Regions from separate parts of the Homo sapiens genome. Here region 1 is linked to region 2. Evidence: chromatin loops called from intact Hi-C (ENCODE). Cell type or tissue: body of pancreas. All regions are shown on one strand. Each heading gives the region's core, and the rest is flanking DNA. Links, peaks and the distances in the headings are about the cores only. Region 1 holds the start of LINC00940 (long intergenic non-protein coding RNA 940). Region 2 overlaps CACNA2D4 (calcium voltage-gated channel auxiliary subunit alpha2delta 4).

Region 1 (2,905 bases), core at 173-2,672, 130 kb before region 2:
CTCTATTCAGACATGTGCCGCCTCCTCCCTTCTCCAAGAAATCAGCCTGCCTTGCAGGCTTTGGAACGTGGAGTCATCTTGGAGGTCAAATGCGTCGTTTGCAGCACGCAGGCTGGGGCAGCGCGGCGTGGTGTAAAGGTGCGTGGCCGCGCAGGCTGGGGAGCCTGCCCAGCATTTTGCTGAACACTTGGCTTTCAGATCTCAGATGCTCTGCACCCCACTCCCTCTTACAATTAGAGGAGTGAGGGAGGTGGTTACAAATACTTGGTATATTTAACTCAACCTTGGGTATCTAGATAGATGTTCACTAAATTGAGTCATGAGTAATGCCTGCCAACAGCTTAGAGCCTTGAGAAAAGTACACAAATAAAAACTGCGTGTGCAGACTGTTGGGGGGGAGGAGAGCAGAGCACTGGGTGACTGGCACTCCCGGCGGCTGGGCAGTACAGACAGGCGCGTGGCCCCGCGCCAGCTAGCAGCCCAAGCTGTGCAGCCCAGGCTTCTGAGGGAGGCAGAAGAAAGAAATCCAAGCCTCGGACAAGTTAACTAAGGGCACGGCAGGAAGGAGGTAAAAATATGTACTAAGTGGGCAAGAGAAAGGGTGGGAGAGCAGACAGTCATAAGCCAAAGTCTAAGAATTTCTCTAAAAGTCTGAGGGCCAAGATGAAAGGCGCCAAATGTCTAGGGAGAAGCCAAGGTAAAGCGTCCTGCTGAGGTCGGCAGACACTGAAACAGACATGTGAGGGACGGGTGGGAGTTCTCAGCATTAGAGATGCTGGGGGACAAGCAGGGCCCCGTCTCCAAGACGACGTTCTCCTGGCCCAGGACGGGAGCTGCAGCCCACCCAGCCGTGCACACACACAGTTCTGTGAGTGCCCCAGCTCCTCCCTCCACCTGTCAGGCACACCTGGTACCTACACAATTGAAGGGGCTCAAAAGACCAAGGCGGCAGTCCCAAGATCTAGGCTGTCAGGAGCCCCTCATCCTGTGTGATGTGGTGTAGAGAATACTGCACTCAGAAAGCTCTGGGTTCTAGTCCCACCACCTCCTGTCTCTTTCGCCACCCAGATAAGTATCAAGGGGAAAGGATTTTCTGTGGTGTCAGTCGTAGGAACCTTGCAATGGTTGCTTTGGGCCAGAGCCGCGCATGCTCCACACTGGCGTTTTCTACGTTGGATGGCAGCCCTGTGGGATGTGCCAGGCAAAACTGGCCCTTCCCCCATCAGCCTCACGGGTCAGGTGTGTCCCAGCTTTTCTTATCGCCACTTACGGCTCCGTCATAAGTCGGTCCAAAATTATTTTTGGTGTTGTTATATTTTCTGCCCATAGCACTTCTCCAGGGTCACTTGTTCCTTAGATTTTATTCCCTCCTGCATAGACAGAGGTTTCCCAGCATGCACAGAGGCTGGGAAACTGTGGCTTGATAGGAAATCTTGAGATAACGGGTCCTGAAAGGACAAGGAGCTCTGCCCGGCGGTGCAGCGCCCAGCCTGTGTGTGGATGGCCGCCACCCATCGGATGCCACGCTGGAGACACAGGGATGAGTAAGACCCTGCCCAGGCCCCGAGGATCTCACAGACCAGTGGGAAGGAGAGTTACTGTAGATGACGTTGTGAGGGCCATCACTTAACGTGCAAATGGGAGGCCAGGGAAGGCTTCCAGGAAGAGGTGATGCCTCTCCTGGTTCTCAAAGGGTGGGTAAGAGTTGACAAAATAAGGGGGCAGCAGGAGTTTAAGGCAAAAGAGATGGCATGAGCCAGGACAGGAAGGCAAGAAGCAGCAATAGTGTCTGTGTACATGTGTGCGTGTGTGTATGGGGTTGTGTGTGTGTGATTGGGTGGGAAGTGGGTAGAATACAAGCTATTCGGTGTTCTGGAACTCGAAAGACAGACTGGCGAGAGATGCGGCTGGCAAAGCACCGTCCAGCCCTTCCAGAGACCAGAGACTCCGTGAGGGATTCTGCCCTCTGCTCCCCACTGCCCGGGCCTGGCTGCCAGCAGGGCACCCTGCCCTGTCTGACTGTGACCAGGTGCATAGAGGCAGTGTCCTGCGGAGGGGAGGCGGGGCCCAGGGACCTGGGCTCTAGCTTCTGTATGGCCACTCACAGAGCAGGATGTGGCCGTCTCCCCCTCGGGAGTCTGTTCCTCTCTTTATGAGATAAGGAAATTGATAATGCCAATAATAAAAAATAATAAAATGATGCCTCACACGTGAGGGGCTCCGTGCAGATGAGACTCAGTACGCCCGTGAGCTGCATGGTGATGTGGGTGCCTGTGGGAGAGCACTTAGAAAATGTTAGTCCGATGGGGGCCACCCCGGCTTTGGGGTCTCAGGGAACCTCCTCAGATACTGGGGTCACTCACTTCCCCATCACACCCCACTCTAACGTGAGCAAATGAGGAATAATTTCTTGTTCATGACTTCAGCTGAAGGCTGCAGAACATTTTGGAGGGATTTTGCAGAGAACAGATGTCCAAAAAGTTCTAAAAGTCAAAGATTCTGGAGGTTCAAGTCCTCTTTCTTCTTAAGTGTCACCCAGTTGTCCATCAATGGGGTGACCACGTAATTCCTCATCCAAACTAGGATACTTCTGGATGTGAACTCATCACACAGACAAAAGGCAGAAACATAGACTGTCCTGGGCAAATGCAGACAAATGATCCCCATACATATCGCCAGGTAGGCCCCTGCCAAAATTCCAGCCACAGGGATCCCTTAGATAAGCCTAAAAGAGTCAGATGGCAGGCGACAGCTCCCTTAGAGTCAGGAGGCTGAGTGGGCCAGCTCCATCATTTCTTCGCCCTGGGTGCTAAAGCCAGGCCGTGCAAACACAGGGCAGGTTCCCCTGTCAGACAAAGAGTCTCTACCAGATGTAGTTTCTTCCCATCTCACCATCCAGCCCCCT
Region 2 (2,905 bases), core at 290-2,789:
CTGGGGACAGGCAATGACAGTGGCTTTGTGGAGCTTTGTAATATTTATAGTGGATCTGTCACCCTGAATCTGGGGACTCCGATTCCTGTCATTTGCTTCTGGGCGGCACCCACCCATGGAAGCTTCAAAGTGGATCTTCAAGGGGCAGCAACTGCAGCCTAGAAAATCCGAGGCCCCATCCCAGCACCTTTCCCTGAGGGACCTGGATCTCTCAGAGCACAGCACCCTGCTCCCTCCACACCCCAGCCCAGTGAGCCGGACCAGGCAGGCCCTCAGAGCAGGGCATCCCTCTCTGTCGTCAGGGGGCATCAGGCATGCCTTTCTGGGCCTCGGCTCCTGTTTCTCTGAATCCCTCTCACCTTCCCTGCCGCCTGCGGCCCGCCCAGCCCAGGCTCCTCATCTTCAAGTCACTATCCCAGCCTGGCACGTGTTGCCATCCTTTCCACTCTGGGCAGCCTGCCTTGGCCATCTTCCGGGACACCACATGCCCTGGCAGCGGTGCTCCTTCTACCTTCCTGGCGTCCCAAATGGCCCTGCTCCACTGGGCCCTCCAGGAATAGAATTAATCCTGTCGTGGTCAGAGGCAGGCTCTTCAGGTGGCTTTCTGGGGAGTGCAGTGCTGCCCCACCCCCACCCCGCTCCTCCACGTACCTCCCAGGCACCCCTGAGTGTCCAAAACACTCCTTAAGAGACTGCAGCCTGGAGGACGGAGGGGCAGGTGAGGCTGCACAAGCCAGGAGCAGACAAAAGGAAACTGATCCCGACCCGAGCCAGACACAGGGACTTGAGTGTCCACACCCCTTAGGAGGATGAGCTCCCATCTTTAGAGAAGAAACGGAGGCTGTCCCCAGGTAAGGAGGCCATGGGACATTTACTCCATCTGTCATCAGAGTCAAGAGCACCCCTTCTCTCTGGGCACAGCCTCCCACAGCCCTGCAAATTAGTCCAGGCCTGGGAGGGACTACCCAACCTCTCATCACTTGGTCGCCTGCCTCTGCCCCCATCTGCTTCCCCCGCAGGCTTCTGGGTGGTGCTCACAGGACCTCCTCCTCCTGGCCTCCCTCCAGACTCGAAGGCCAGGCAGGGGGGGTCCTCGACTCTTTTGACCCAGCCCCAGAGTTCAGGCAGCCCACGGGCCACTGCTTATTTGTGAATTGTCCCCCATGAAAGGGGGGCTGGGGTGGTCAGGCCCCTGCATCGTGCTATGCTTTGGGTGCCACTCCACGGGCGGTCTGGGGCTCCTAAATCGACAAGGCATCCCACGTCGACGTTTGGACCTTCGCTTTGCAGGTTCAGGGACTGTATTTGAGTCGGGGATTTGCCCTGACAAAGTTCAAAAGAAACTATCAGCCAGGAATTGTGTTCTGCTGCCAGAAGAGAAGTGGCTTAAACAACTAAAGGTTTATTCTCTCATAAAAGAATGGATGAAGGCAGCCTGGGCCCAGCCTGTCCCCATCCGCACGATCCCAGCATAGCTGGAGGGGCTCCTGCCTTCGAGTCCACTTCCCAGAGCGCAAGAGCGAGGATGGGGAAGAGGCAGGAGGCCTTGGGCCCGCTTCCCGGAAGTCCCTCCCAGCGGCTCTGCTCACATTCCATTGGCCAGTCCCTGCCGCAAGGGCTACTGGGAAATGTAGTCTTTTCGCTGAGCACATGGCTGCCATAATTAAAGTCAGGCTGCCTAACTAAAGAAGACGGGGAGAATGGATATTTTCTGCCAGAGTGACAAATCCTAGAAAAATCAAGCTAGTAATTTATGGAGGGGGATACATTTTTCTAGTGTCCAGGATACACATCCTTGCTCTCAGGGACCTCTCTTCTCAGAATCCAGGGTCTAAACCACAGGGTTGTTGGTGAATAAGCCTAGAATTAGGAAGGAGAATGGGACAGGTTTGTAGGAATTAAGACCAGCCTCGTCAGAAGCCTTGTCTGCACCCCGCTGCACTTTCCCAGGGAGCAGAAGACTCGGGTCATTCATTCCCTCACACATTCCTTCAGCAAATATGCATGGAATAATAACTGTGAACAGGACATGGTGTGGTGCTGTGGGACAGAAGTGGATTTCTGTCCCCTAGAATCCTGCTGTCAGGTGAGGGGGTGACGGAGGGGACACACACACACACACACACACACACACACACACACACACACAGTAACTAGAATAGCAAAAAGCGAGCCCCAGCTGAGAGAGTTTACTCCAGCTGGAGGCACCAGGGAGAGCTTCAGGGCTGCGCCGTGAAGAACAGGCAGGATTTCAATGTCTTTCACATTCCCATGTGCTGTTGTGTCCCTGGAATGCCCTTGACCCTCCCTGCTGTCCCGCTGCCATGTCCACTGCCTTCTTTCATGCAGCCTGCCAGGGCTTTAGGTTGCCACTCCTTTCCACCACCGTAGGAGGTGCCGGTTTTCAGCCAGCCATGTCTGAGAGTTTGTGTGTTCCCTGCCTGTCCATGCAAACTAGTCTGAAGCTCTTGATTCGTGTCCATTTCATTCATCTTTGCATCAGACTCACCTGGTGAGTGCCTTATGAATAAAAGGTATTATGAAATAGTTTTTGGTGGTCAGGCCATTCCAGGTAAAGAACTAGCAGAGTGTAGACAGACAAGTGTGAGCACCTTTGTCTGAATCTGTTTTCCTGCTGCTTACTTTTGTAATTGACCCTCCATTTTTAGATTACAATTTGCCATGCATTTTTAGTGGGTTGCATCCTTACGTTTTAATTTTATAAGTCAGCCATTTCCACTTACACAGGAAATACTGTAGGATGTAAGGACTATGTTTTGTTATTTAAGTCCAATTTGGAAAGTAATACTTCCTGACTCCATCCCAGATTCCTGGTGTGGGCGCATCTGGGGACCTGTGGCCCCATATTGGCTGATTATAAGTCACAGCATTATGAACCATGGGC

The links. Peaks named below come from ENCODE experiments on the same cell type or tissue, not always from the same donor. Only the 100,000 strongest peaks of a DNase experiment are listed, where the experiment ranks them.
Region 1: it touches region 2 in a loop (2.7-fold over the local background); 109 of 110 quality-filtered maps call a loop at or near these places.

The regions. Positions count from the first base shown.
Region 1 is chr12:1,934,117-1,937,021 of GRCh38, reverse strand. It overlaps LINC00940 (long intergenic non-protein coding RNA 940), which reads left to right and starts at 446. Exons shown (of 2, transcript NR_036546.1): 1 at 446-568. In body of pancreas, for the core only: no CTCF peak of the experiment used is centred there; DNase peaks (open chromatin) are centred at 441 and 1,181; H3K27ac peaks cover 1,559 bases.
Region 2 is chr12:1,803,366-1,806,270 of GRCh38, reverse strand. The region is part of intron 29 of CACNA2D4 (calcium voltage-gated channel auxiliary subunit alpha2delta 4); the gene reads left to right. LOC105369602 (a long non-coding RNA gene) reads right to left here. Exons shown (of 4, transcript XR_931549.3): 2 at 360-568. Among named protein-coding and RNA genes, the nearest start is that of LRTM2, 16 kb to the left of the region's middle. RefSeq lists a silencer at 1,536-1,695 and enhancers at 1,434-1,728, 856-1,778. In body of pancreas, for the core only: no CTCF peak of the experiment used is centred there; a DNase peak (open chromatin) is centred at 1,600.